Regions from separate parts of the Homo sapiens genome. Here all the other regions are linked to region 2. A link is a loop called in an ENCODE intact Hi-C map of the cell type or tissue named here. Cell type or tissue: heart right ventricle. All regions are shown on one strand. Each heading gives the region's core, and the rest is flanking DNA. Links, peaks and the distances in the headings are about the cores only.

Region 1 (10,520 bases), core at 3,674-8,673, 450 kb after region 2:
GGCCAGTTGGGCCTTACTTTAAAAAAAAAAAGGATCCCTCACGCCTGTAATCCCAGCACTTTGGGAGACCGAGGCGGGTGGATCACGAGGTCAGGAGATCGAGACCATCGTGGCTAACACAGTGAAACCCCATCTCTAGTAAAATACAAAAAAAAAAAAAAAAAAAAAAAAAAGGATCCATGATGAGAATCTCTGCCTTCTAATTGTAAGATTTAGAGAATTTATATTTAATATAATTATGTTGATTTACTTGGGTTTAAGTACACTGTCTTGTTTTTGTTTTTGTTTTCCTCCCTATTGGTCCCATCTGTTCTTAGTTCCTTTCATCCTCTGCCTTTTTTTTTTTTAAACCTACTTTGGATTATTTTGAGTATTTTTTATGGCTCCATTTATTATTTATCCAATAATTGGCTTATTAGATATACCTCTTTCCTTTACTTTTTAGGGATTGATCAAGGGTTTATAATGTGCATCTTTTACTTACCACAGCTTACCTTCAAATAATATTAAACTTCTTTATTTATAATGTAAAAACCTCCCATTTTCTCCTTCTGGCCTTTGTGCTATTGTTGTCATACTTTTTTTCTTCTTTCTATATCTGACATGTAGTCCACAAGGCATTATCATTTTTGCTGTAAACAGTTAATAAGCCTTTAAAGAAATTTAAAGATGAGAAAACAAATTTTTTTTTTTTTTTTTTTTTTTGAGGAGGAGTCTCGCTCTGTCACTCAGGCTGGAGTGCAGTGGTGCGATCTCAGCTCACTGCAACCTCTGCCTCCTGGGTTCAAGCGATTCTTCTGCCTCAGCTTCCTGAGTAGCTGGGACTACAGGAGCGTGCCACCACTCCCGGCTAATTTTTTTTTTTTTTTTTTGTATTTTTAGTAGAGACGGGGTTTCACCATATTGGTCAGGCTGGTCTCGAACTCCTGACCTCAGGTGATCCACCTGCCTCAGCCTTCTGAAGTGCTGGGATTACAGGTGTGAGCCACCATGCCCGGCCGAGAAAAAAAGTATTTTTTATTTATTTATATGTTACCTATTCCTGGTAATTGTTCTTCTTTTGTGTAGATCCAGGTTTCTATCTTGTGTCGTGTTCCTCGTACCTGAAGAAATAAAAAAAAAAATTATTCTAGTTACATTTATTTTACTGCAGGTCTGTTGGCTTCTGTTCATCTAAAAATAAGTCTGTATTTTACCTTAATTTTTGAGGGCTATTCGTCTTTGATCTAAAAGTCTAGATTTGGGAACTGTTTTTTTCTTTGAGCATATTTTTCCATTGTTTTTGGCCTGCATATTTTCAGATGAGAAGTCTGTAGTTAATATTATCTTTGTTTTTTCTTATGTAATGTATCTTTTTTTCCTCTGCCGACTTGTAATATTTTCCTTTTTATCACTGGTTTTTACAAATTTTATTTTGATGTATTTTGGTGTGTTTTTTTTTTTTTTTTTTTTTTTTAGTTTATGCTGCATTAGGGTTCACTGAACTCTTTAGATCATAGGTTTATTGATTTCATGAAACTTGGAGACAGTGTGGTCCTTATTCTGAAATTATTTTTGTCCCCCTTCTCTCCTACATTCTGAGACGTTAATGGCGTGTATGTTAGATTGCCTGATACTGTGCTGACTGCAGAAGTCACTTTGGCTTGTTTATTATGTTTTGTTTTACAAATTATTTGTTTTTCAGCTTGGATAGTTAATATCGTATGTTTTAAAGCCCTGACTTTTTTTTTTTTTTTTTTTTTTTTTTGGGTAGGTACTTAATCTGCTGTTAAACCCACAGCGAATTTTTCATTTTATATTTTGCATATTTGAGCTGTGGAAATTTTACTTAGTTAAAAAAATCCCCCATTTCTGTCCTTATGTTTGTGTTTTTCTTTAAATTCTTGACCATATTTATAATAGCTGCTTTAATTGGCTTGTCTGTTAATTTCATCATTACTTTCATTTCTGGGTCTGTTTCTGTTAAGTGACTTTTCTTACAGTCATGAGTCCCATTTTTCTACTTTTTGAATGTCTGGTATTTTTTATTGGTTGCTGGACATTGTGAGTGTTGTTGAAAGTCTGGATTTTATTTCCTTCCTTTAAAGAGTTGAATTTTGTATTGGCTGGTAGTTAAGTTACTGGCAGTTAATAAGATCAGCCTATTATTATTAGCATACTTTTTTTCTGAGGCTTGATTATTAGCTTGGGTTAGAATAGACTTTATGCTAGCACTGGTTTCCTCCTTATGAGGTATGGTCATTTTATGGGCATTATTCAGTGCCCAAGGTGTTTAACAGTGTTTTTTCTCTCTGGCTGTTCAGAACTTGACTGCCTCCCAGCTTTAGGTGAACTCTTGGAGTGATAGCTCCCAGTAGTTCTCTGCCTGACCTTGTTGAATTTTACTGTTTGAATGTGCAGCCTAGTACTTAGGAACAGTTTCAAAAGAGCCTCTATCAGATCTTTGGAGCTTTTTTCCTGAATATTCTTTCTGGTGATCTGTCTCCACAAATTCCAGCTGTCTTGGCCTTTGTAGGGCCCACCTCATTTGTATGCCTTCTCTCAGGGAGTCTAGCTCTGTACTCCCTGTTGTCTAGTGTCTGAAAACAGTAATTTTATATATTCTGTCCAGTTTTCTGGTTGTTTATAGTTGGAGAACAATTTGGTGCTTATTTATATTTTAAATGTCACATTTGTCTGTGTATGTTATCCTAGCTCAGGTATCAGCAGACTTTTTCTTATAGAACCAGAGTAATTGTTTCAGGCTCTGGGCCATGTGGCCCCACTTGCAACTCTGTGGTTGTAGTTTGAAAGCAGCCACAGACAATATGCAAATAAATGGGACAGTTGTGTACTGATAAAACTTTATTTACAAAAACAGGTGGTTAGCCCCCAGACCACAGTTTGCTAGCCCTTGAGTTAGTTGACTGAAATAGAAATGATATTAGAATTATGAAATCTTATTGTTGGATGGAATCCTTGAGACTCTTATTTCAGGTGTGAAAGGAACCCTTTAAGTCATATTGTTCAATTAGCCCTTTGATATTTGAAGCCACTCTACAGTGTCCTAATCTAGTATTGACCAGCTTCTCCTTAACCCCCCATATCTATGATTAACTCTCAGTCAGGGATTTATTTCTAGAGGGAGCTCTCACTGTTGTTGTTGCTTTAATCATCAGTTTTTCCATTTGGTTCTGTTGATACCACTTGGGACTGTGCTGAGCAAATGTAATTAATCTTCTACATATCAGCCTTCCATATAACAGAAGACTAAATAACTTCAGAATCATTTTAACTATGTATTAAGTTCATTCAGCTGTGTTATTTTTATCACATGGCTTTATTCTTCTATTTTATTCTTGTTGCCGTGTTAATTTGCTTGAAAGGATTGAATGTGCGGCTAGATAGCCTCTAGCCATATGACATGTTTAGATTTCCTCACCAGCCTAGTCTTTCATCTCTTTATTTGTTGCATTTTACCTATATTCTTAAAGTATGGAGCTAGGAGCTGAAAGCAGTACTGAATAATGACTGATAATTTAGATCTGTTGAATAGGATCAAGATTTCTTACCTTTATTAATGTAGCTTAAGATGGCAGCTACTTTTAAATATCTACTTCACATTGTTTAATTGTAGTAAACTTATTGTCAAATAAAACCTCTGAGCCCTTATACTTACGCTATAAACCAACTTTTAAAAAATCTTTATACTTTTTAGTTAATGTTGGTAAACTGAGCAGTGAAAAGAAAATGACACTTGAGGAAAACATTTATGAATCAGCACATATGCATATGTGTGTGTATATATATATACGTTAGCATCTTTTATATATGACCTCATTGTATGGAGGAATACCACATTGTATTTCTCATAACATGGAAATAACCAGTCAGATGGGAGGCCCAGTGTCTCGTCAGCAGCCCATCTACACAGGGAATCCTTGGCCAGCAACATAGCTATGGCTGAGAAGAATTTGAGCAGAGCCAGATGGGATGGAGCATGCAGCTAGAAAGATGTCTCTGTCCAGCTGGGTTTTAATAGTCTAAAATGGAGAAAAGAAACAGTCAACAACAACACGTTATTTTAACACATGGTTAAATAACCTTTTGGCTTTTGCAGCACAATTTATGGGATATTGTTCTTCAGTTTAGGAATTTGTCTAGAATAAGTCTATAAAGTAGTATAAGTGAGTTCTCAATATTAGTAGCTTTACATTCTATTACCCCATTTTGATTAATTTTGTTTAAATTTCCTTTTTTTTTTTAAAGCAGAGCTATATACTCTTACAGAATTCAATTAAAGAATCAGATAGGTCTACAAGGTTTATAAGAACAGTATTCTGCTCCTGCCCCTATTTTACCTTCTTTAGAAGCAAACACTCACCCTCTTTTGTTGATTATCTTGGTTCTTACTTAAATGTTTCTAAATACTGAGGTCATAGTTACTTTTAGATTTTTCAATTCTATATCTTCCACTATCGAAGAGGAGGGTTTAACTCATTCTTTCTGCCTCCTACAAAGCAGATGCCCTTTTAAAAATTTCCTCTCTCCCTCCCTCCCTTCCTTCCCTCCCCTCCTCTCCCCACTCCCCTCTTCTTCCCGCCTCCCCACCTCCCCACCTCCCTCCCCTCCTCTCCCCACCTCCCCACCTCCCTCCTCTCCCTCCCCTCCACACCTCGCTCCCTTCCCCTCCCCACCTCCCTCCCCTCCCCTCCTGTCCCTCCCTTCCCCACCTCCCTCCCCAGCCCGCCACCACCTCTAACTCCTTAGCTCAGGTGATCCTTCTGCTTGAGCCTCCTGAGTAGCTGGGACTACATATGTGTGCCACAATGCTTCAGCTGTGTCTGTCAGTCTGTATATAGAGACAAGGTCTTGCTGTCTTGCCCAGGCTGGTCTCAAATAGGTCAAGTCGTCCTTCTGCCTTGGCCTCCTAAAGTGCTGGCATTACAGACATGAGCCACAGGGCCCAGCCTGCTTACTTTTCTAAAACTTAACTCATCCCCACAGTTTTTGCCTATTGTATGAAACCCCTTTAAGACTCTCAGATGTATCAGGTGTTTTATTAGTTTCACCTTCCTGAAGAAGTCTTTACGGACCTGTCATAATCTGGATTGGTTGCCCTCTGCGCTGGTGTATAGTTGGCATCCTGGAGTCATCATTCGTTATGATTTTAGGGATTTATTTTATTCCCTCTCAGGTCTGTTTCCTGAATCTTCAGACTTCTTGGTGTATTCCCTCCTTTTGGTAAGTACACACCCAGTAGCTTCCTGAGAAAGGGTGCTTTTTTTTTTTTTTTGCATGTCTAAAAATGCGTTTATTCTCACATATTTGATAGAAAGTTTAGGCTGGCATAGCCATTTAATATTTAGTTTGGAAATAATTCTTTAGCATTTTGGAGTTATTGCACCTTTGCCTTCTTGCTTGTGGTATTGCTGTTGAGCAGTTAGAAATCCTGATTTTGGATATGTGACCTCTTTTTATTATATGGAAACTTGGAGGATTTTCTCTTAGTCTGCAGTGTGCTGAAAGTTTACAGTGATATGCCTTCCGCGAGTCTTTCTTAATCCATTGTTCTGAGCACTCAGAGAGCTCTTTCAATCTAGAAATTCACATTCTGTTTTTCTGGGAAATTGTTATGAATTGTTTTGTTGGTCATTTCCTCTTTATTTTCTGTATTTTCTCTTTCTGAAAGCTCTTGTATTTGGATTTCAGCTTCCTCGTATTTGGATTTTCAGCTTTCCCCCATTTTCCATTTTTGTTTATTTGTTTCACTTTCTGGGAGATTTCCTAAACTTTATCTTCTAAACATTTTACTAAGTTTTATCATTTCTGGAATCATTATTTAAAAATTTCCAAGAGCTTTTAAAAAATTCTCTCCTGAAATAGCATCCTGTTGTTTTTAAATGGTTGCACCATTTTATTTTGTTGAGAATATTCTTGGTGTTTTTAAAGTTTTCTTCTCCCAATGTTGTCTTCCCTTCTAGCTGCTTTTTCATTTGTTTTTGTTTCTGTAATTCCTCAGTGGTTTTCCTTAATTATTTAGCAATTCTTGGTTGTATGTTCATGTTTAGGAATGGTGGACTAAGAATCTGCTTGGAATTTCTGAGCATGTGACCGACATTTGCTTAACTGTGCGCCTCACTGATCTGGGTGGGCTCTTTAGTTGGGGAACCTCTCTCTGATCTCAGTATCTTGAGGTCTTTTCTGTGGAGCTAAGATTTCTCAGAGAAGACTTTTCCAAATTCCTTTCTGAGGGATGAAGACTGGCTGCTAGTTTTCTGGGTGCTTAGAGGGCAGTGGTAGGGAGGGGGTGGTCCTTGGCCTTCATTCTATATATTTCACCAAATGCCCTGTTTTCACTCTGGTTCCGTGCCTTCAGTTTGCCTGTGTCCTGCAGTCCAGGTACCCTCTGTTTACTGTCTCCAGAGAATACATTTGCATTTATTTGCTGGGGTGAAGAAGGGACAGTAGTTCAGCTTTGTGCAGTAGAGAAGGTACCTGGGCATCTGAGTGCCTTCTTATTTTATTTTCTTTTCTTTTAATTTTATTTTGTGATTGGGTCTCACTCTGTTGCCCAGGCTGGAGTACAGTGGTGTGATCACAGCTCACTGCAGCCTCAGCCTCCCAGGCTCAAGAGACCCGCTCACTTTAGCGTCCCTAGTAGCTGGGACTACAGGCAAGCAGCGCCATGCTTGGCTTATTTTTTAATTTTTTGTAGAGTTGAGGTCTCACTATGTTGCTTAGGCTGGTCTAGAACTTCTGAGTTCAAGTGATCCTTCTGCTGTGGGCCTGCCAAAGTGTTGGAATTACAGGCGTGAGCCACTGCACCCAGCTGAGCGCCTTTTAAGCAGGCTTTTAACCAGTTGTTCTTATTTAATCTCCTCTCTGCCTTTCAACCCTACTTCCAAAATACCTGTATTTAATTCCTGAGGCTGAGGGGATTCTGTGTCAATTGGGTTGTATCTCTTTCTTCATGTTTAGGATTCAGTTTTCTTACGTATTGTAAATCTCCTTATCAGAGCATCTGCTTCTTAGCCTTCAAAATTTTGATGCTATATCCTCTCTTGTTCCACCTGCCGTTGTAATTATATAATTTAATGAAATAAAACAATGAAACAAATGTTTTTCTTGATGTCTTACAGGGGTTTAGGAGAGAGCAAAAGCAGATGTGTATGTTTATTTTGCTGTCTTTACAGGGAGTTGATTAGTTATGTTTTAACAGAAGTTTTCTATTACATGTGACTTTTTTCCTTCCTCTGAGTTGAGAGGTGACTTAATATGTTTACTGTATTAACCTACTCTACTGCAGTGGTAACCCTATCATTGGAGGAAGTGAGGTGAGGCCGACTTGGAATTTCCTAATGCATGCTTGTCAGCCTCAAATGATCACAGCTGCCTTTTCTATACACCAGCCTAGAATCCTGCCCAGGATGGATACGTTAAACTAATTGGTTTGTACTTCTGAGGACTCTTTCAATAGTTTCCTGAAATGTTGACTATCTTCTGGCAGCTTTTCTGTTCTTGATGGGTAATAAGGGTTCCATCTCATTTACAAGTTGCTTTTATGAGTGGGATGTAATTAGCCTGGGCCAGGAGACTTGAACTGATTTATAGTATCTAGGTCAACCCTATCACTTTATAGGTCCTGAATCTGAGGTGCCTTGAGGTACAGTGGATTTCCTAACATCACATAGGTAAATGGTTGAAAAACCAGGCCTTAGGACCTAGACCTCCTAATTTCCAGCCAGTGTTCTTTCCATGATACTACACCATGGGTTCATTCTAATCAACGTCTCTTGATTTTACTGTGTTCCTTGACCACTGAATGTGGTTTTAACTCTGAGGAGCCATATTGCAAGTATGTGCTGTTGGTCACAAGGGATCTAGTTGCTGTGGGTCACTGCAAATAAATAATCTCATTTCCTGTATATTGTATGTGAAGAATAGGACACTAGGAATCAATATAAATTTTCTTTGAATCACATTCATGTCAGTTAGGAAGTGCATTTATCCCTGTTTTGTTGTAATCTATTTAATTAGAACTGTTTGGAACTGACTGTAGTAGCTGTTTGTTTAGGCCAGGGGAGTATCTGCCACTTAACCCATTTATGCCTAATGTTCCATTATTGGAACACTAAACTTGTGGGAGTTATTTATATCCTACTGCTCAAGGTCATTGCCAAGGTCTGATTTTTCACAAAAAAATTTGCATCCTCCTGCATAAATGGGTTAAGTTCAATTTTCTGAGAACCCTGACTACCCCTATACCACATGCCAGCCATTGCTGAGCAGATTTTCTTCCAGCCTGTCTTGCTATCAGAATAGTGATTTTGTTGGTTCGTTGTACATATTATCTAAGAATTAGTTTATGTAGATACCATCTTATAGTGATAACATGTAAAAGAAGGCATATAATTATCTGAGTGAAATAAAAGTCTATTCATGGGATGATACGTGGGCACTCTTATACCAGTTTTCTTAATACCTCAGGAAGACTAAAGAAAGATTTATGAACTTTCTTAAATTAGAAAGTATGGCCATGAGCTCTAGTCATTGCTAAATTGAGTTGATGACAGTTTCTTTGTACTATTTTATAATCCTCTAGGGCTAATTTTTACCATTTGCCTTATGAAGCAGCATGGCAGAATGGAAAGAATTTATACTTTAAATTCAGTTACAGCTTAAATCTAGTTATATTTGGGATCTGCCATTTGCTACCTGTGTGGCTCTGGGAGAATTATTCAACCTTTCTGAGTCCTAATTTCTTTAGCTGTCTGTTGTGAAGTTTATAAATTATATATGAAGTCACTAGTATGGTGCTCGGTATTAGAAATAATATATGAAAACTCTAGTATGGTGCCTGGTAGTAAGTAGATGCTTGGTAAATAATGATGTTGGTGGTTATTATACATAATGTGCATATAGGTTTCCTTCTTTGTATATTTTAATTTCATCGTTTTGGTTCTATATTTTAGAAACCATGTAGTTTAAAACTTAGATTTAATTAAGGATTGTCTTTTTGACAGTGAGAAATAATTGTGTTTGGGGATAATTTTGAATCTATAATTATTTTAAAGGTTTGCTTTAAAATTTTGAAATCATTAGGTAAAGAATTTTGTGTTGTAGAGATAAACGTTAGTCAGAAATTGAGACAGTATGGCTGGGCACAATGGCTCACGCCTGTAATCCCAGCACTTTGGGAGGCCAAGGCAAGCGTATCACCTGAGGTCAGGAGTTCGAGCCCAGCCTGGCCAACATGGTGAAACCCTGTCTCTACTAAAAATAGAAAAATTAGCTGGGTGTGGTGGCGGGCACCTGTAATCCCACCTACTTGGGAGGCTGAGGCAGGAGAATGGCTTGCACCTGGGAGGGGGAGGTTGCCAAGATCATACCACTTCACTCCAGCCTGGGCAACAGAGCAAGACTCCATCTCAAAAAAAAAAAAAAAAAAAAAGACAAAAGAACTTGGAGTGCACTTAATTTTTAAACTATAAATATGATCATGGTCTATGAAGACATTTTACTCTTAATTGAATAAACATCCACGATGGGAATTTTTTTTCTTGGACAAACTATTTCAGTATCATTAAGCTGTCTTTTCTCTTACCAAACATTAACTCAAAATTTAAAGCTAAATCTTCGAACACCCATTTTATACTTAGTTATCTCTTTTAGGCTTGATTAGTGTTTCATTGTAACATTTTTCAATGAAGACCAATATAATGATATTTAGTTTTTAACTTTAAAGGAGCTGTTTTACCTGAATTAGTTACCAGGTGTTTAAGTTTGTAGCGTTGCTGTTGTGTCACTTGCATTTGTAAGAAAGATATCACTTGCTAGAACAACTTTGTAAAAAACAGATTAGGTGGTAGCAGCTTCCCTTTGCCACTGAGAGCATAGATGTACTGATAGGAAGTTAGTGGATGTACTAGGATTAGGAAACCATTCTCCTGAAACAATGCCAAATATTTTGTCTGCTCTACTGCCGGATATTACAGGTGAAAGTGTTGTAGTGAGTAAATTACCGTGCATAGATTTTCATGGGGACTGACTCATCTGATGTTTAAAGCTCTGATATTAATTTTCTAACACTTTAAATAAGGTTAATGTTATTAGATGTTATTAGTGATTCATATTTATTGTGTGTGTGTGTGTGTGTGTTTTTTTTTTGTTTTTTTGTTTTTTGTTTTTTTTTTAAAGAGACGGAGCCTCATTGTGTTGCCAGGCTGGAGTGCAGTGGCTCAATTTCGGCTCACTACAACCTCTGCCTCCCGGGTTCAAGCGATTCTCCTGCTTCAGCCTCCCAAGTAGCTGGGATTACAGGTGCACCACCACGCCCCGCTAATTTTTGTATTTTTAGTAGAGATGGGATTTCACCATGTTGGCCAGGATGGTCTCCATCTTTTGACCTTGTGATCCGCCCGCCTCTGCCTCCCAAAATGCTGGGATTACAGGCGTGAGCCACTGCGCCTGGCCTATTGGTGTGTTTTTATTACCTTCTTTCTCTTCCCTCATCCACAAGGCTCTTAGGCACAGAATAC
Region 2 (10,520 bases), core at 2,312-7,311:
CAAGGTTCAAGTGATCCTCCTGCCTCAGCCCCCCAAGTAGCTGGGACTACAGGCACAAACCACCATGCCCAGCTAATATTTGTATTTTTAGCAGAGACAGGATTTCGCTATGTTGGCCAGGCTGGTCTCGAACTCCTGGACTTAAACAATCCCCCCGCCTCGGCCTCCCAAAATGCTGGGATTACAGGCGTGAGCCACCATGCCCGGCCTTGACTTTTGACTCACTTTTCTTTTTACCATACCCAGCTGCTTTATCCTGCCCTAAATGCCTCAGTCGTTTCAATAAATATTTGTAACACTGTTCAATGAGAGCATGTGTTTATAACTTTTCTTTCAGTCTTTAACAAAAGGCACAAAAATGTGATTTTCTAAAATGTACGGAAAAATGTGTACACAAATATTTACAACAGCACTATTCCAGTAGCCACAAGGTAGAAATAGCCCAGATGTTCATCAGCAGAGGAATATTTAAACAAAATGTGGTCTACCCATGCAGTGGAATATTATTCAACCATAAACAAAATGTGGTCTACCCAAACAGTGGAATATTACTCAGCCACAAAAAGGAAGGAAGTGCTGATCCATGCTACAACATGGATGAAACTCGGCAGCCTGATGCTAAATCCTAAACAAGAAGCTAGTCACAAAGGCCACATCATCTATGATTCCACTTAACGAGAAATGGCAAATCGGAATATAGGCACATCTGTAGAGACAGAAAGTAGATTAGTGGTTGCTTGGGGCTGAAGGGACTGGGGGAAATGGGGAGTGATGGCTAATTGATATGGGATTTCTTTCAGGGAGGTAATGAAAATATTCTAGAATTGATTGTGAGAATGGCTGTGCAACTCTGAATATACTAAGAAATATACGAAGATGGCCAGGGGCGGTGGCTCATGCCTGTAATCCCAGCACTTTGGGAGGCTGATGTGGGAGGATCACTTGAGCCCAGGAGTTTGAGACCAGTCTGGGCAGCATAGTGAGACCCCAGCTCTTCAACGAAAAAAGCAAAGGAAAGAAACATACTAAGAATACACTTGTATGTGTGGCATGGGAGAATGGAACCCAGCACAGAGAGCTGAGTGGGCTTGAGCAGACAGACCTGGGCTTCCATCCAACTCTGCCCCTTACACGTGGCATAATTTTAAACCAATTCTAAACCCTTCTGAAGCTGGGAATTTTTATTTGTAAAATTGCCAAGATGCATCGTAATACCCTCCCCCACAGGTTTTTAGGGGGGATTAAAAAGATAACATATGTAGGCTGGGTGTGGTGGCTCACGCCTGTATTCCCAGTAACTTTGGGAGGCCGAGGCAGGCAGATCACTTGAGGTCAGGCGTTTGAGACCAGCCTGGCCAACATGACAAAACCCTGTCTCTCCTAAAAATACAAAAAAATCAGCTGGGCGTGTTGGTGCACGCCTGTAGTCTCAGCTACTCGGGAGGCTGAGGTGTGAGAATCGCTTGAACATGGGAAGCAGAGGTTGCAGTAAGCCGAGATCATGCCACTGCACTCCAGTCTGGGCAAGAGAGTTAGACTCAGTATAAAAAAAAAAAAAAGAAAAAAAAAGAAAAAAAAAGATAATATCTGTAAAGTTTTTTGCCCACACTGTGTACAACAGAAATTTGTTTCAGTCTCTCTTCTAAACCAAGAAGCTATGATTTGGTAACCCTCAGACTAGCAAAAATGCTTTCTACTGAGTCCTTTTGCTCTCAGAATCTTCTAGTGGGCAATGTGGCTGAGTGAGCCCAAAAACATAGCGGGATTTGAACTAAGCTAAAATCCCTATTTAGATGTCCTCTGTAAGTTAGATTCCACGCAAGCCTATTTTGTCCTGCACTGCAAGATCCTAATCCAGCACATGGCCATTCATGAGTCAGTGGGACACGCACACTAGCCTGGAACTAATTCCGTGATGGCAGTGGCTGCTATGGCTGTAGGGAGGGTGTCTCCCCATCTCTGTCTGGTTATCCCCACCCCTGCCTTCACCAACTCATTCTTGAAGGCCCCGATTTGCAGAGTGGCCTTATTGCGGGGGTGTCTCTGGGGGTGTACCACCTGCAGGGTTTTTCCTGCACCCTTTGAAAGGAGTTTCTCCTGGATGAATGAGGATTCTTCAAGCTACTTCACATAAACAATGCAGCAGATAAAGGTTTGCCTTCAGATAAGGATGTGCTAAGGAAGATGGGGGAGAAGGTAAGGGGTATCTAGAAATGTCTCCGCCAACCTTGAAGGTAAAAGTCACATTGGTCCTGCCTTCAGACACCCCAGGACCCAGATGAAATTAATTACATCCCCACCCCTGATCCCTGGCCTCTCATTCCCCAGTTGTAGGCATCCAGGTGACCATGAGCTCCATCCATGGAGAACTGAAGGGTCCTCGAACTATCCAGAAGGCAGGACTCAAAAAAGGGGAATGAATTCCCCAAGACGGAATCTCCAAACGGGGTGGTGGCGGCTGGAGAAGGGGAAATGTTTTGGACGAACTGCAGCAGAAGGCTGACCTTGCAATCCTTAGGAAAACGGAGTAAAATGGGAGAAAGATTCTATTGGGTTTTGTTTTGAGACGGAGTCTCACTCTGTTGCCAGGCTGGAGTGCAGTGGTGCGATCTTGGCTCACTGTAACCTCTGCCTCCTAGGTTCAAGTGATTTTCCTGCCTCAGCCTCCCAAGTAGCTGGGATTACAGACATGTGTCACCACGCCTGGCTAACTCTTATATTTTTAGTAGAGACGGGGTTTCACCATGTTGGCCAGGCTGGTCTCGAACTCCTGACCTCAGGTGATCCACCCGCCTCAGCCTCCCAAAGTGCTGGGATTACAGGTGTGAGCCACTGTGCCCGGCCTCTATTGGGTTTTGACATTGTCAAATTATCTTCTATACTGAGAGATTAAATTCAAATTCCCTTTCCTTGAATAACCTTTCTAATGGGCCGGGCATGGTGGCTCATGCCTGTAATCCCTGCACTTCGGGAGGCCGAGATGGGAGGATTGCTTGAGGCCAGGAGTTCATGATAAGCCTGGTTAACATAGAGAGGCCCTATCTCTATCTAAAGAAAAAAAATCCTTTCTACTGACCAGAGACACTTCTTTGGAGACCTTCATTTGGGGCCTAGACACTTAATAACAGTAATGACACCATGGGAAAAGAGCTGTCCAATCAACAACTGGGAATGGGGTAGTTTGGCCTGCAGAGCGGGAAAATCATAGGCAGATGCAACAGACCGCTGAATGCAGAGGTCTGCAAACTGTTTTCATAAAGGGCCAGACAGTAAAAATATTTCCAGCTTTCTAGGCCTTATACTTTCTCTAGCAGTCACTTAACCCTGCTGTTTTAGCTTGAGAGTAGCCAGAAACAATATGTAAACCAATGAGCATGGCTGTATTCCAATAAAACTTTAAAGAAAGGTCAAGGGCTGGATTTAGCCCTTGGGCCATAGTTTGCCAACCCCTGGCTTAGCAGACCAGCCTCAATTGCTCAAACTCCTTTCCCTGTGTTGTTCTTTATTTTAGAGGCTAAGTGCTAGAAAAGCTGGAATCTTCTTCTAAATGCTCCTAAATGCAGGTTGCAGAAAAACCATGAAAGGCCACCTTCAGAGAAGGACATTGACCAAGTAGAAGCAACAGGAATTTGGATTTCTATCCGTACAACAGATGCTCAGAAATGACAATTGTATGCTCTTCCCATTGTCCCTCAATGGAAGGCTGGGTGTTTTAATTAGCTAATGTTGGCAAATTGCTTTGAAGAAAATTGTAAAATGTTTCATCCTACAAGTGCCAAGAGTCTTAATTAGCTTTCCTTAAAGATACCACCTGGAAATGTGATATTGTGTTGCTTGAGGTCCAAGCGTGCAAGAATAACCTGCAGATGAAAAACCGGTTTTTAAGCAAACATCACCGAATAAATGGATCTCTGCATCGACGTCACATTTTCTTCCTCCGGCTGAATCTGATTCCCAGCAGCTGGGGTATTAAACCCCACAAATGGAGGTTGTGGTGGTGGTGGTGGTGGTTTTATTCTGCGAGAGCCTGGTGACAACGGGGGCATGAAACAAATTAACCCATCTATTTGTTGCCGCCGCCGTTGCCTTTAGGATTTTTAGCCTGTGCACTGGAGGCCCGGCTCTGGCGTGTCAAGGTTACAGAGAAGAGGAGGCTGGCAGCCACTCAATCATACAGCAGGGCTGGCTCTCAGATAACCCGGTCGGGGAGAGATGTGTGCATGCTCTGTCGCTCTTAACAGCTGGATAATGAATTTGCACTCCAACACTCTTGTTTCTTGTGGTGGCAGCCACGACAGCAGCAGCATCTGATCTGTGTCACTGTCAGAAGCAAGTGAGATGTAGTTAATATGGACCTTAGCCACTGAGATGCATTGATTTGGAATCTCTGGCCTCTGACAAAGTCCCCGCTAAGTTGGTGGGGCCAGGCCCCGTGTGAGAGGAGGTGGCAGGGTTTAGGGGGAATCAGGGGTCAGGATTCCTCAGTCTTGGCACTAGTGACATTCGGGGCTGGGTGACTGTGGTGGGGGCTGTCCTGGGCACTGCAGGACGTTCAGCAGCATCCCTGACCTCTCCACCCCCTAGATGCCGGTAGGAGCCAGCATCCCCAGCTATGACAACCCCGAATGTCTCCAGACATGGCCTAGTCTCCAGTGTCCTCTGGGGGGCACAATCGCCACTAGTTGAGAGCCACTGGCTTAGGGTTAGAAGCAGGGCTTGGAGTCCCTTTTGTCAAGGACACACCTGGAGCAGGGACCTCATGGAAAGTCAGCTCCAAGGTGGCTCTTGATTTCTGTCTCGCACCCTCAACTAATCCCTCAGCAAATCCCTTCTAGAAGCTACAGCCTGGATGGCGCAGTCTTTTTTTTTTTTTTTTTTTTTTTTTTGAGACAGAGTCTTGCTCTGTCATCCAGGCTGGAATGCAGTGGCATGATCTCGGCTCCCTGCTCCCTCCACCTCCCGGGTTCAAGTGATTCTCCTGCCTCAGCCTCCTGAGCAGCTGGGATTACAGGCACCTGCCACCACGCCCAGCTAATTTTTGTATTTTTAGTAGAGACAGGGTTTCAGAATGTTGGCCAGGCTGGTCTCGATCTCCTGACCTCAAGTGATTCGCCCGCCTTGGCCTCCCAAAGTGCTGGGATTACAGGCGTGAGCCATTGCGCCCGGTCCTGGATGACACATTCTGATCCAGACCACACCTTACCACCCTGGGGCTCCTCTTCCCCTTCCAGCCCCTACATTTCTTGCCTAGGTGACCCAGCATCCTCCCACCTAGTCCCCAGCTCCTCTCGGCTCCTCCTAGGCTGTTCTCCTTGCAGCAGCCAAAGGAACCCTTTGGAAGCTTAAGTGAGAGCATCTCTGGCCCTGCTGGGACCCCCAGGCTCCATCACACTTAGGCTGAAACCCCCAGATCTCTCCCTCGAGGCGTGCATGCTCCCACCTGCAGTGAGGGCGCCTCCTCCAACCCCATCCCCTCTGCCTGAGACCTTCCGTCCACAGACATCCTTCATCTGCTCTGGGTCCTTGCTCAAGTGTCCCTCACCGGAGGCCTTCCCTGACCCCTGCCTTGAACAGCAGTCCTCTGTCTTCCCTAGCCCAGGAGTTATCAGCCTGGGCACCAGTGACATTTAGGTCTGGATAATTCTTTGTTGCGGGGGCTGCCCTGTGTGTTGAAGGGTGTTTAGCAGCCCCCCTGGCCCCTACATTCCAGCACCTCCCTCCCCAGATGATGACAACCAAAAGTATCTCTAGACATTTCGAGATGTTCCCTGGGGGGCAACATCGCCCTGATTGAAAACCACTGCTCTATTCCTCCCGCTTTCGTTTCCCTCACGGCACTCTCTGATATCCTGATATCCTCCCGGTTTGGTTGTTTGCTTGTCTTGCTCCCTGGAATGCAAGCTTTGCAAAAGCAGGGACTTAGGTTTGATTCTTGCTCTATCTCCAGGGCTTGAACTAGAGCTTGGCACATTGTAGGTGCTCAATAAATGTGTTGTGTTGAAGGCATGAACTTCGTACTTTTGAACAACCAGGGGAGGTGATGGGGTCATGGAGTTGGGGCAAGACTGGCCTACAGAATGTGCTTTGCTGGTTATAGATGTCTGCTTTCTGCGAGTTCTTACAAATACAGAGAAAATTTCAGGAAACCTCCAGGAAACCTCATCCAGGAACTGCTCTAAGAAATGCTCTGGGGCTGGACACAGTGGCTTACGCCTGTAATCCCAGCACTTTGAGAAGCCGAGGCGGGTAGATCACTTGAGGTCAGGGGTTCAAGACCAGTCTGGCCAAAATGGGGAAACCCCATTTCTACTAAAAATATAAAATATTAGCCAGGCATGGTGGTGTGTGCCTATAATCCCAGGTACTCGGGAGGCTGAGGCAGGAGAATCACTTGAACCCGGGAGGCGTAGGTTGCAGTGAGCTGAGATCGAGCCACTGCACTCCAGCCTCCAGCCTGGGCAACAGAGAGAGACTCTGTCCCGCCCCCACCACCCCCCCCCCAAAAAAAAAAGAAAGAAAGAAAGAAAGAAAGAAGGAAATGCTTTGGGCACAGGTCTGGGGCAGAGCCCAGCAAGCAGTGTTTTTAACAGGTGCCCGGATGTGTCTGCAGCTCACACTTGGAGAAACACTAGCCTCTGTTAGGAGTTAACTGTCCCTTGGGTGCAAGCATTTGCAAACGGAAGGATAGGGTGGTCAGGAGATTCAGAGAACATTCTAACTTTTGTTTGTGGATGCATTGATGATTTCCTCTGTGGCTAGAGATGGCACCTGGAATCTGGTTATGTAGCAATTTTTCCGCCTTTCCTTTCTTCTCTTCTCTCAGCATGGCTAAGACACCCAAATGGTCAGCTGTGGTTCAGTGCCGAGTCCTACTGACCCAGGCACGTGCATTGGTGTTCCAGGCGAGCTGGGCATGCACAACCGCGTCTTCCTCCTGCCAGCCCTGCTGTTTTAGCTCTTCGGCACTTGCCTGCTATCTCTGCTCTCTGTAGTCAGGGTGCAGTCCCGAAAGGTTTAGTGATTAGGAGAAACTTACTTCCAATTGAGGTTCTTCCAACAGCTCTGTGACGTCGGGCAAATTACTTAACATCTCTCAAACTCAGTTTGCTGATCTATAAAATGGAGATGACACCTTGCCCTCCCTTTTGCCATGAGGATTAAATTAAATGAGCAGAGTCCTCCTCCCGGGCTATCCACTCTGAGCACCGAGGAGTTGCTACCATTATTTCCTCCTTATCAGGGGCCCTCATTTAACCCACTCGGCCCTTGCCAAGGGTCACCTGCCTCCTCCTCCCTCTTCCTCTCCCGTCCTGCTCCCCCACCTCTTCTGTGTCATCCGTCCCCACCAGCGAGCAGCCCCCCTCTCCTGACGATCCTCCCCTCGCCCTCCCCTCGCAGCATGCGGATCTCATCACTGTGATTACACCGTGTTAGCCACAGTGATTGTTCTATGCCTTGGCACCTCATTACTGAAATAAAGTTAACATTAATGGGAGTCCTGCAGCTAATCCCTCCGCTCACCTCTCCTGAAAATGCATTCCGGTGATTAGCAGGAGAGACACATGCATATATTCATTTTAAAACTGTTCCCCTCCTCCCACCCTCCCTTCGCTTCTACCCACAGACACTGGGAGATGGAGGCCAGGGGGTCTTTTAGCTGCCAACGGGCTGAGGACGGAGACGGGGAAACCATCCCGAACAGGGACTCGGCAGGGCCTGGGGAGCAGCCAACTACCCCCCCAGAAAAAGAAACATATCCGTTTCCTTTAGGTGGGGTGCAAGTAAAAACAAAACCAACTAGCAAAACACATAGGCCCTGGAGTGGGACAGATGAGGGTGTTGCGGGGAGGGGGGCAGTGTGGTCCTAGCCCTGCCACTTACTAACTAGGACACTTTGGTGAAATTGTCCTAACCTTGCTGATCTCCAGTTTCCACCTCCGATGAAGGGGGATGCTAACTCACATCTTAAGTTCCAGTGCCCTGGGATGAACGTGTCAGATTCAGATGTGGGAGATCCCAGCCCCACGACTCCAGCACTTGCACGGTTCGCTTCCCTCCCCTGGCCTATGGAACTGGGCGTCAGCTGTGTCCATGGGGTCCCTCTCAGCCCTCCCCACTCCCAGTGCCGGGATGTCCCCTCTCCTCTTCCGTTCCAGAGCGGGCGATGCCATCCCATGCACAATACAATGAAACTAATTGCTTGGTGGTGCATTCTCCTTTATAAGAACTACTAGCCCCCAGGGACTCTGCAAACCTGCCCGCTTGCCGATCTGCAGACAAATAAATGATCCTCCCCCAGGACTCAGGAGACGGGCTCCCGGGTCTGCTCAGGTAACCCGCGGCACTCCTTTGGTGCATTTTTCCCCGTCCTGATTAAAAGTGGGGGCAGGTGACCCCCGTGCGACTCCCACTGGCGGCAGCCAAGAAACGGGAGCCGGAGAACAGCAGAGGGAGGCGTGGGACCCTGTGTAATGAGATTCGCAGACGCCGTTCCTCACCCTCCGTGTCAAGGAGACATTTTCAAAAAGGTTTGACACAGCATCCTCGAAGATCCCTTTGCCAAAACACAAGGTGGAGGCCCCTGGAGTACTTTAAGCCGGCTTCTGTTAACAGAGCAGTCCGTATGCATATTATAATCACGCCGCTCCAATGCCCCGTTAAGCAGCTGTTCCCACAAAGAGGGACAATAGTCCAACCCCACCCCTTTTAGAGCTGATTTCAGTCTTGTCTTTGCTGGTGCCAATTCTTTGATCAGTTTTCACTTAGGATCTGGAGGGCATGTTACAAAGTGCTTTGGGCTGTCTGCCAACAGGCACCTCACTGGCACATGACAACAGCCCAGAAGTGTCAGTGCTGGGAGAGAGACAGAGCTCGCGGGATGCCTTTTAAAAAATAATTATATTTGAATTTTAAAAGCAATCTTCATATATGTAAGTAGCTTCATTTATATGGAAAACTATGCTGGTTCCTCTACCCTTTTAATATTTGATGTCGCATCAGCTTCCTTCACAGTTGGGATAAGCGGTCCGTGGCTTCTTGGGGACTTTTTGGACTCCTGGGTTAAGAAAAAACAATGAGAGGGCTAGAGACTATTATTTCTTTCCCATTTCTCCTCCATTCCCCTTCCTCCTGCACCTCAACTGGATGCTTTGTTGCTAGATCGATTGTAGAAGATCTGGAAGGGCAAGGTGGGGAATTGGGAGTTGAAAAATAACTTTTGTTTGTCGGTGGTGGTAACTATCATTTATTTTATTTTTTGATTGTGGTAAAATACACACAAGATTTGCAATTTTCCTTCCTTCTTTCTCTTTCTTTCGTTCTTTCTTTCATTTTTGACAGGGTTTCACTCTGTCACCCAGGCTAGAGTGCAGTGTTGCAATCTCAGCTCACTGCAGCCTCAACTTCAAGGCTCGAGTGATCCTCACCTCAGCCTCCAGAGTAGCTGGGACTACAGGCATGCAACACCATGCCCAGCTAATTTTTGTATTTTTATATATTCTTTTTTAAGACATGGGTTCCCCCTCTGTTGCCCAGGCTGCTCTCAAACTCCTGAGCTCAAGCAATCCTCATGCCTTGGCCTCCCAAAGTGCTGGGATTACAGGTGTGAGCCACTGCACCTGGCAAGATTTGCCATTTTCAATGCCCAAAAAGATTATGTCAGCTAATGTGTACACCTAAAAGTGGTGTGCAGTTGAGTGACATCGTGTGCATAGACACTGTTGTGCAGCCATCACCACCATCTATCTCCAGAACTTTTGCACCACCCCAAACTGAAATTCTTTGTGTGTGTGTGTGCGTGCGTGTGTGTGTCAGAGTCTCACTCTGTCACCCAGGCTGGAGTGCAGTGGTGCAATCTCGGCTCACTGCAACCTTTGCCTCCTGGGTTCAAGCGATTCTCCTGTCTCAGCCTCCCAAGTAGCTGAGATTACAGGCATGCACACCACACCCAGCTAATTTTTGTTATTTTTAGTAGAGACAGAGTTTCACTATATTGGCCAGGCTGGTCTTGAACTCCTGGCCTCAAGTGATCCACCAGCTTCGGCCTCCCAAAGTGCTGGGATTAAAGGCTTGAGCTACCATGCCCAGCCCCCAAACTGAAATTCTATAGCACCCATTAAACAGTAACCTCATCTCCCACTCCCTCCAGCTCCTGGCAGCCACCATTCTACTTCCTGTCTCTATGATTTTGACCGTACGACAGGCCTCATCTAAATGAGACCCTCATTTTGTGTCTGACTTCTTTCACTTGGTATCATGTCCTCAAAGGACATTCATCCACGTTGCAGCATGTGTCAAAACCTCCTTCCTTTCTAAGGCTGAATAATATTCCATATACATATGGACCACATTTTGCTGATTCATCATCCATCTTTGGACATTCGAGTTGTCTACCATTTATTGAGTCTTACAGGTTGCCAGCCAGCCATGTTAGATGTTTATCTACTTACAGACATCTAATTTAATTCTCACCAGTGTCATTTTATGGTTGAGAAAAAAGAGATGATCCTTGCTTGAAGTAA
Region 3 (10,520 bases), core at 2,203-7,202, 88 kb after region 2:
TAAGCTTTTAGCCTCCCACATTATAACATCAGGCACTTCTGCACATTCTGTCTGTGAATCCTCAAAGCAACCATATAAGGTCAATGCCATTGTTACCCGCATTTTACAGATGATCAATGGTCTCATAACATTTTTTCCACCTGTGAAGAAAGCTATTATTATTTTTCTTTCTTTCTTTCTCTTTTTTCTTTTGTTTATTTAATTATTTATTTATTTGAGATGAAGTCTTGCTCTGTTGCCCAGGCTGGAGTGCAGTGGCATGATCTCGGCTCACTGCAACCTCTGCCTCCCGAGTTCAAGCAATTCTCCTGCCTCAGCCTCCCAAGTAGCTGGGATAACAGGCACCCACCACCATGCCTGGATAACTTTTATATTTTTAGTAGAGACGGGGTTTCACCATGTTGCCCAGGCTGGTCTTGAACTCCTGACCTCAGGTGGTCCACCCACCTTGGCCTCCCAAAGTGCTGGGATTACAGACATGAGCCACTGTGCCTGGCAAAAGCTATTATTTTTAAGTTCAGGAGAACAGTGACAGGCGTAAGATGAGGAAGGTCAGTGCTCAGCCTTCCTGTTGTCTGAGGGAAAAGGATGGAGCACACGGGATGAAGAGTAGAAGAAAAGCGAAGACGTGACCCTGCAGAGTGCAAACTCCTTGGCCAGGCCCGCAGAGCCCTTTCCAAGCTGCCTCTTGTGCCTCTCCCATATCAGAACGGCCTTTAATTGCTGCAAGCCTAGGCGGTAGGCACTGTTCCCATGAGCGTTTCACAAAGGCAGAGCAGGAGCAGCTAACGAGGTACTCCAGTTTGCAGAGCTCTTATGTGGAGCTGCAGGACTTGAACTTGAGCCTGTCTGAGTCCAAAGCCCTAGCTTTCTATCCCTTTGCCATCTATCCCACCTCCTGGCACTGACCCTGACCTTCTGCTCTGGGCCACTTGGGACCTCCCTGTTCTACAAACACCCGTGCCTTCTGCTGTCCTTGTTTTTCTGTCCAGCACACCCCTTGTCTATTGGTCACATTCCTTTACTGTCATTTGATCAGGGCCAGTTCAGCAATCACTTCTAAAACAGTTTTTCCTATGTATGCCTGTAGTCCTAGCTACTCGGGAGGCTGAGGCGGGAGGATCGCCTGAGCTGAGAAGTTTGAGGCTGCAGTGAGCCGTGATCACAATACTGCACTCCAGTCTAGGCAACAAAGAGAGATCGTATCTCTCTAAAAAAAAAAAGAAAAAAGAAAAAAAAAAGTTTTTCCTAATGCCTCAGGCAGAAGTCACCTCTCCATCTGTGTCTCCAAGCTACAGAAACGACTGTTGGATGACAGTGGTGGCGATCATCATCACCGTTACTATTATAAAATTGTGTGCAGGACGTAGTGCTCAGCGTTAACACAGACCCCATTCGACCCAGTCCCATCAACCCTGTGAAGTGGGCGCTCTGACATCTCCAGCTCACTGATAAGGACACAGTTTCAGAGATGCTAAGTTCCTTTCCAAGGGCCCCTTGGCTAGAAAATGCAGGGCCTGTGCTGCCATCAGCAGGAGGAGGTATGAGGACAGAGGCAAGAGGTTGGAGTGATGCAAGGGAGAAACCAGGAGCCAAAGAATGCTGGCGGCCTCTAGAAGCCGGAAAAGGAAAAGGAGTCCAGGTGTGGTGGCTCAGGCCTGTAATCCCAGCACTTTGGGAGGCTGAGGTAGGCTGATCTCTTGAGGTCAGGGATTCGAGACCAGCCTAGCCAATATGGTGAAACCCTGCCTCAACTAAAAAAAAAAAAAAAGTACAAAAATTATCCAAGCATGGTGGCACATGCTTGTAGTCCCAGCTACTCGGGAGGCTGAGGCACAAGAATTGCTTGAACCCGGGAGGCAGAGGTTGCAGTGACAGAAGGAGTCTCTGTCTCAAAAAAAAAAGAAAAAAAAGGGGGGGAAAGAAAAGGGGTCATCACTGTGTCACCTTCCCCCAGGCCTGGTGTACAGAAAGACTCAGCCTGTGCTTGTTCAGTGGGCACTCATAGGCTGGGCGTTATCGATGTGCATACAGGACTATGAAAAGATTTCATGACTGGGGGAGGTGGCTCACACCTGTAATCTCAGCATTTTGAGGGGCCGAGGTGGGCAGATCACTTGAGGCCAGGAGTTCGAGACCAGCCTGGTCAACATGGTGAAGCCCCATCTCTACTAAAAACAGAGTGGGTGTGGTGACGCGCCTGTAATCTCAGCTACTTGGGAGGCTGAGGCAGGAGAATCACTTGAACCCAGGAGGCAGAGGCTGCAGTAAGCAGAGATCGCGCCACTGCACTCCAGCCTGGGCAAAAGAGCAAGGCTCTGTCTCAAAAATATATATGTATATATTTCCGTTGTCGGGCATGGTGGCTCATGCCTGTAATCCCAGCACTTCGGGAGGCTGAGGTGGGAGGATGGCTTGAGCCCAGGAATTCGAGGTGGCAGTGAATTATGATCACACCACTGTACCCCACCCTGGTCAACAGAGCAAGAGCCCATCTAAAAAAAAAAAAAAAAGGATATCAAGCTCCCGTCCTGGAATGTGAGCTTGTAACCCAGAATCTCCCAGCTCTCAGCCTGGCTTTTCTGACCATCCCTCCAGGTCAGCAGGACTGTCACCCAAGCTCATGCTATATACATCCTATTCCAATGAATGTGGTTCTTTTCTGTCTGGATTATTGTTTCCAATTATTTGTCCATCTCTATGGAAACATTTCTTAAAAATACTGTACATGAACTTGAATTTTTGACCGGCAAGGTCTCTGGAACAGGTCTGTGAGCATGGAGCCGGTTTACACCGAGGGAGGAGGCACCACCCTCCCATCCACCCCTCGGTGACAGACTAAGCAGTGGAAACACATAGCCTCTGGGTGGGGCAGGAAGCCTGAGCTCTGGCCCCAGGCCCACCCTTAACACTCTCTGTGACCTTGGACGAGTCATTTCACACCACCTCCGTGTACTTCCACTTTACTTCCTTACTTGATTTTTGTTTTTCTATAGAGACCGGATCTTGCTATGTTGTCCAGGCTGGTCTCGAATTCCTATACTCACCTAGTCCTCCTGCCTCGACCTCCCAAAGTGCTGGGATTACAGGCATGAGGCACCATGCCCAGCCTACTTCCTTACTTGTAAAGTGAAAGGTTGATCCAAATAATCTCGAATGTTCTTTTCTGCTCAAAATTTGATCTTCTCTACACTCTCCTAGTCAGGAATGTTGTTGCTCTGCCTCCTGAGTGGCCGTGCTGTGCAGCATCTTTTTGCACCCTCTAAGGCTTGAAGAGCTATGAGCAGTTTTTTGAACATAGAATAATAATAACAATAATAATACCAATGAACACTTTCCATCTGATACTCCTCTGCCAAGCACTTTGCCTGTCTTATTTCATTTAATCCTCACTGCCCCAGGGGTAAGCCTTCCCCCTCTACATTCCAGAAAGTCTTTTTCACAGAAGACCTTTGCTTAGAAGGTCTGCCTTTGTTTAACGGAAGACAAACCTTAGTTCTCTTCTTTTTATTTTTTAAATTTTGAGACGAAGTCTCGCTCTGTTGTGCCAGCTGGAGTGTAGTGGCGCCATCTCGGCTCACTGCCACCTCCACCTCTGGGATTCAAGTGATTCTCCTGCCCCAGCCTCCCGAGTAGCTGGGATTACACGTGTGCGCCACCATGCCCAGCTAATTTTTGTATTTTCAGTAGAGACGGGGTTTCTCCACGTTGGCCAGGCTGGTCTTGAACTCCTGAGCTCAAGTGATCCGCCTACCTTGGCCTCCCAAAGTGCTGGGATTACAGGCAGGAGCCACCACGTCCGGCCTTAGGTCTCTTCTTGAGCTGACCCGCTTGGTAGTCTGAGTAGTTTCTGGAGGAGTATCTGGAATGTTCTCCTAGCTTCTTAGAATAGAATCATCCTGGCCGGGTACAGTGACTCACACCTATAATCCCAGCACTTTGGGAGGCCAAGGTAGGTGGATCACCTGAGGTCAGGAGTTCAAGACCAGCCTGACCAACATGGTAAAACCCCATCTCTACTAAAAATACAAAACATTTGCCGGGCACGGTGGTGGGTGCCTGTAATCCCAGCTACCCGGGAGGCTGAGGCAGGAGAATCGCCTGAACCCAGGAGGCAGAGGTTGCAGTGAGCCGAGATAGTGACATTGCACTCCAGCCTGGGCAACAAGAGCGAAACTCAGTCTCAAAAGAAAAAAAAAAGGACAGAATCATCCTTTCAGCCTTTTATGGGAGCTCGCTGTGTACATGCTAATCAATTAGAGCAGTGGTTCTCAACAGGGGGCAGTGTTGCCCCTGTAGGAGGCATTTGGCAATGTCTAGAGGCATTTTTGGTTGTCACATTGGGTGGGGGGTGCTGCTGTCATCTGGCAAGGGCCAGAGACAATGCACAGGACAGCCTGTCCCCCGCAAACAAAGAATCATCATGCTCTAAATGTCATTAGTGCCCAGGTAGAAACTCCTGGGCTGGGGAAGACAGGGGTGTCTGCCTATTTCCCTTTTAGTGTCTTTATTTCAGAATGAGACCAACAGCCAAGCCAATGTCTACAAATAAACAGCCTATGATGATTTCTCCTTCCTGGTTGCAATTGTCCAGACAAAGGAAAGAAAGTAGCCTGTAGCTGGTTCTGAGCCTCCCTGCCTGTTCTGAAGCCTCAGAGGCAGCATTCGCATCTCCAGACAGAGATTTTAGTGGTTGCTGCAGAAGAATCCTCAAAGGCGTTTTCAGCTCCAGTCCCTGGCCACAATTTAAGGATAGAGTCTGCCAACCATTTGTGAGGCTAAGTGGGAGGAGGAGGAAAAGAAAAAAAAGGAGGAAGCCATTTCTTAGCACCCATGGGGCCTAAATAAGAAGCAGTCTTTAAGCGGTTTGACTTTCTTTAAAAATCACTTTTGTAGTGACATCAACTTGCCCTCTGTTCTTGGCAATGGAAGAGCTTCTTGAGATGAGAAAGCCTGGGTTACTTCGGCTGCCTGCTCACTTCCATTAAGTTCTCTGTATGTTGCAGCCTGACTTCTGCCCAGTCCTGTGAGTTGGGGTCCCAAAAGCCAACAGAAATGTCTCAATCACCAAAGGTACAGGCATCCTTTTGTTTTTAAATTTCAATCACTGTAGGGGAATGAGTAGTTTTTGGTAATGTGAATGAATTGTATAGCGGTGAAATCTGGGCTTTCAGTGTACCCGTTACCTGAAAAGTGTACATTGTACCCAATAGGTAATTTTTCATTCCTCATCCCCGCCCCGCTTCTGAGTCTCCAGTGTCTATGATACCACTCTATGCCTCTGCGTACCCTTAGCTTAGCTCCCAACTAGAAGTGAGAACATGTGGTATTTGGTTTTTCATTCCTGAGTTGCTTCACATGGGATAATCGCTTTCAGTTCTATTCAAGTTGCTGCAAAATACATTATTTTGTTCTTTTTTATGGCTGAATAGTATTTCATTTTATATATATATATCATGTGGCATATATATATATCACATGGTATATACATAATATGCATATAATATATACATGATATATATACATATATATACACCATGTGACATATATACACACACATGTATATACACACTGTGTGTGTGTGCATGTATATATATGTCACGTTTTCTTTATCCATCCATTCATTGGTTAGTGAGCACTTAGGTTGATTCCATGTCTCCGCAATTGTGAATTGTGCTGTGGTAAACATTTCAAGTGTAAGTGTCTTTTTTTTTTTTTTTTTTTTTTTAGACAGAGTCTTGCTCTGTTGCCAGGCTAGAGTGCAGTGGCACCATCTCGGTTCACTGCAACCTCTGCCTCCCTGGTTCAAGCAATTCTCCTGCCTCAGCCTCCTAAGTAGCTGGGACTACAGGCATGTGCCACCATGCCGGCTAATTTTTGTATTTTTAGTAGAGACAGGTTTTCACCATGTTGGCCAGGATGGTCCCAATCTCTTGACCTTGTGATCCGCCCGCCTTGGCCTCCCAAAGTGCTGGATTACAGGTGTGAGCCACCGAGGCAAGCCTGCAAGATGTCTTTTTTATCATGGGGCATCTTAATCCTCAGGCTCCTAACTCTTTTGCTGTATTTGGTTTCACTGGCCCCTCCCTCTTTTGTGTCACTTTTTGCCCCTTGGTGGATCTCACTGTGCTTCCCAGTCTTCCTCCTACCTGCTGATGACTCCTTGTGGGTTTCTTTTGTTGGTTGCTCTTTGTGGGACCCAGAGTGCCAGCCTGCCCTCAAAGCTCTGCCTTAGCTCTCATCTCCTCTTAAAATCGACCTTCAAGTCTGCCTTCATATGGACTTCGTGGGCCTGCCACTGTGCAGTCACACAGGGCCCATGTGCTTGGTGTAATGTTCTGCTGTCAGCCGTCTTGAAATTCTTTTTATTTATTTATTTATTTTGAGACAGAGTCTCGCTCTGTTGCCCAGGCAGGCATACAGTGGCACGATCTCAGCTCACTGCAACCTCTGCCTCCCGGGTCCAAGCAATTCTCCTGCTTTAGCCTCCCGAGTAGCTGGGATTACAGGTACATGCCACCATGGCCGGCTAATTATTGTATTTTTAGTAGAGAGGGGGTTTCACCATGTTGGCCAGGCTGGTTTCAAACTCCTGACCTCAGGTGATCCACCCGTCTCGGCCTCTCAAAGTGCTGGGATTACAGGCGTCAGCCGCTGTGCCTGGCTTGAAATTTTCATACATTTTGAACAAAAGACCCTGCATTTTCATTTTGCAGTGAGCCCTACAAATTAGGTGGTTGGTCCTGCCTGTAGGTACCTCCAACATTAGTACTTCCAACAAAAGTACTTGGGCAAGTGACTTAGTTTCCCTGTGTCTCAGTTTTCTTGGGTTCTTAGATGAATTCAATGAAATCACACTTAGAAAGTACTAAGCGTGGTGTACGAGCACCAGGGACTTGACAAGTGCTGGTTAGGATCATGGTTTCTCACGTCTCTCTTGCCTGGAGCTGGTTTTCTCTTGCTCACCTCATTTAAAGGGATGACCAGTTTCCTAGTCATTCCAACTTGTAGTCTTTTAATTATTGGTTCCTCCCATTTAACTCTGCCCAGTCAATCAGTCATCAGCTCCTCTTTATTCTGCATTTCAGATGTTTATTAAACTTTTTCTCTTTTTGGCGGGGCATGGTGGCTCACGCCTGTACTCCCAGCACTTTGGGAGGCTGAGGCGGGGGTATCACGAGGTCAGGAGATTGAGACCATCCTGGCTAACACAGTGAAACACCGTCTCTACTAAAAATACAAAAAATTAGCCGGGCATGATGGTGGGCGCCTGTAGTCCCAGCTACTCGGGAGGCTGAGGCAGGAGAATGGCGTGAACCCAGGAGGCGGAGCTTGCAGTGAACCCAGATCGTGCCACTGCACTCCAGCCTGGGCAACAGAGCAAGACTCCATCTCAAAAAAAAAAAAGAAACTTTTTCTCTTCTTACCTCTCTGCAGCCACTGTGGAGACTTAGCTTACATGGACTGTTACAATGGCTTCCTAATAAATCTCTATGTCTACGGCCTTTTCTTTTCTTCTTCTTCTTTTTCTTTTATTTTTCCAAAATAGAGAAACTTGATCCAGCAGCTGAGATGAAGTCAAACTGGTCCAACAGGAATTTACGCAAATGCCCATTTGTCCTTGAGGATGGTTCTTTGAAAGAGGGTAAGAAAATAAAACCAACATCAGTGCCTACTTGTGTGCCAAGCTCTGGACACACATGTTTTTATTTCATCTTTACAAGGACCCTATTAAGTAGCTCTTGTTATCTGCCATTTTGCAGAGAGGAAATCAAGGCTCAGAGAGACGATCTGACTTGGACAATTTTCGAGTGACACAGCTGGATTCACTCTCAGATCTCTCTGACTTGAAAGTATCTGTTGTCCAGAAAAAAAGACATAAGTGGAAAAATCAATGAGACCTGAAAATAGGAGCTTAGTTTTAGTTAATAGTAATGAACCCATGTTGGATGGTTTTGATCATTGCAGGATGGTTATGTGAGCTGTGAAGAGTAGAGAAACTTGGGTGATGGTTATACGGGAACCCTGCACTATTTTACACCTTTTTTTGTAACTCTAAAATTATTTCAAAATAAAAAGTTACAGCCAGGCATGGTGGCTTATGCTTGTAATCCCAGCACTTTGGGAGGCGGAGGTGGGCGGACCACCTGAGGTTGGGAGAGCCAGACCAGCCTGGCCAACATGGCAAAACCCCATCCCTACTAAAAATACAAAAACTAGCCAGGTGTGGTGGTGCTTGCCTGTAATCCCAGCTACTCGGGGGAGGGCTGAGGCAGGAGAATCGCTTGAACTCAGGAGGCAGAGGTTGCACTGAGCCGAGATCGCACCACTGCACTCCAGCCTGGGTGACAGAGTGAGATTCCATCTAAAAAAAAAAAGTTACGTAAACTGCACTTTGGGAGATAAGGATGTGTCAGTGTAGGTTCATCAACTGTAACAAATGTACCACTCTGGGGCAGGATGTTGATGGTGGTGGAGGCAGCACATGTTTCGGGAAGGAAGTGTATGGGGAATCTCTGTACCTGCTGCTCAATTTTGCAGTGAAACTCTCAAAATAAAAGTCAAAAACTGTTGTAAAAAATAAAGTCCATTTAAAAAAAGGAAAGAAACTACCTGCTGTCTCCTCTGTGTGTTCTCTGTACGTCTCACTGAACATCATGATCTTCTGCAGAACAATCCTCCACCCCTTACCCTCGCCCCCATACACACACTCATGCCCATGCACACACAATGTGCTCACACAAACTCCACAGTGTCTTTGCACAGGGAATATCGCGCCCATCAGCGAATCCAGCTGCAAGCTGTACCCTCCTCCGAAGCATCAGTAGGAGTCGTGAAAAGCAGATAATAAAAGGGTGCATGTGAATTACACTAGTAGCTGTGTTCATCTACTCACCCCTCCTTTCTGGCTACAAAAATGCAACGGTATTACTTGCAACTTATACGTTGCAAAATGCCTTTCCTGCCTCTCCCCCTCCCCTGTATTGCCTCCTCCCCTTCCTCTTCGGGTTGGCGTGTAACCTCAATGATCCAGCCAAATGAGTTATTTGAGATGGAAACGTTAATTTATTTGAGCAGATGGGCGTCAACGCTGCTCGGTAAAAAGGTGGCGGTATGCCGTATTGGCCCAGAGTGGTGCAGATGAAGTCCTGGCTGCCTCGCTGAATCACCGAGTGTGAACAGAATCATATGTTAACGGCACTAAGGGAAATGCCTATTTAAGCCGAGCCCTTCCAGAAAACAAATCATTAGCCCCCGATTTTTGTTTTAAATCTGGATTTTCACATCTCAGGTTTGCTGAGGGTCTGAAAAATCTGAAACTCATTATTTCTCAAAGTGTGGTCCGATGACCGCCCTCCTCGGAGTCACCCAAGGGCTTATTAAAAACACAGATTTGGGGGACCCAACCCCCCTGACCTACAAACTCCCACTCTCAAGGGTGCAGGCTTGGGGGACTCTGCAATGTTAACAAGCTCCCTGCGGAACTGTCACTAACATTGGGCCCCCATCGCTGAAACGGTGCTGTCAAACTGCCCAGGAAAATCCTTCCAAAACAAAATACAACAAAGCAAAAAAAAAAAACAACAACAAAAAAAAACCTTGGAATTTGTCGTGGGATTTTTGTTTATTTGGTTGGTTGTATCTTTCTTTCTACTTCTGTCTACTTTTTCAGATTTTGTGCGAAAGAATGACCCCTCTGGCGATTAGAAATAAGTAAACAAAAAGGATAAAAAAGATAGCACAAAGAGATTATTTGTGCATGAGAAGTAAAAGACAGTTTGGAAATTTCAGGAATTTCCAAGAAAAGGAGGCTTCCTTGTCTCTCTGTCCTTGGCAACTGAACTTGGACTAGCTTCTCCACACTCCCCACCCCTACCTCCCCCTCCCGGACAGCCGCCTTCTCTAAGTGTTACAACCAATTTTCTCTTGAATACATGTAGTGAGGAAGCCTCAATGACTTCCCAAGGGACCTTACTTATAGAGAAGAGGCACCACGGGAAGATTTATGGAACGTCTGTAAAATATGTGTGTAGAAACTCGCGACATTTTGATCGCTACCAAGGAAAAAAAAAAAAACTGGACAGTTTCTTACTAGTCAGTTTCATGAGCATTTTTTATGGGTTTTTTAAATTAATTAATCTTTTCTTCCTTTGTTAGGAATTCTTGGCACAGACACAAGCCCCGGAGAAGGGTAACATTGCCCACGGGCTGTACGTCCAAACTGTCAGGCTTTCAATCCCAAATCTCTGGAGGCAAAAGGCCAGATTTCATGTGCTTCCCATGAAGTGGGGAGAGTCTTGTCAATGTTGGAGAGAAGGGAGTATTATTAGTGGGATTGCCACCGCTGTCTCTAACAGCCTCAGTGCCACTGGCAAGCGCCATATGGTCCCAGACAGCCTCTTCCCTGGGCTGTCTCCACACCCAGAGCCATTTGCAGGATGGGAAAGAGCCCTCAACGTTCGCCACACGGCACCAGGCCCCATTTACCTCCAGCGCCCTGGTCCTATGTGGAAGCATCC

Evidence for each region. Peaks named below come from ENCODE experiments on the same cell type or tissue, not always from the same donor. Only the 100,000 strongest peaks of a DNase experiment are listed, where the experiment ranks them.
Region 1: a loop joins it to region 2, with 2.4 times the contacts of the local background. A loop is called at or near these places in 5 of 110 quality-filtered maps.
Region 3: a loop joins it to region 2, with 2.0 times the contacts of the local background. A loop is called at or near these places in 13 of 110 quality-filtered maps.

The regions. Positions count from the first base shown.
Region 1 is chr12:116,240,962-116,251,481 of GRCh38, reverse strand. The region is part of intron 1 of MED13L (mediator complex subunit 13L); the gene reads left to right. Among named protein-coding and RNA genes, the nearest start is that of MED13L, 31 kb to the left of the region's middle. In heart right ventricle, for the core only: no CTCF peak of the experiment used is centred there; no DNase peak of the experiment used is centred there; H3K27ac peaks cover 2,412 bases.
Region 2 is chr12:116,691,655-116,702,174 of GRCh38, reverse strand. It overlaps LINC03088 (long intergenic non-protein coding RNA 3088), which reads right to left. Exons shown (of 2, transcript XR_007063473.1): 2 at 3,996-4,320. Among named protein-coding and RNA genes, the nearest start is that of LINC03088, 35 kb to the right of the region's middle. In heart right ventricle, for the core only: CTCF peaks have their summits at 4,462 and 4,663 (motif pointing right); a DNase peak (open chromatin) is centred at 6,929; H3K4me3 peaks cover 241 bases; H3K27me3 peaks cover 158 bases.
Region 3 is chr12:116,603,690-116,614,209 of GRCh38, reverse strand. No RefSeq gene overlaps it. Among named protein-coding and RNA genes, the nearest start is that of MAP1LC3B2, 50 kb to the right of the region's middle. In heart right ventricle, for the core only: a CTCF peak has its summit at 4,280 (motif pointing right); a DNase peak (open chromatin) is centred at 4,291; H3K27ac peaks cover 1,208 bases.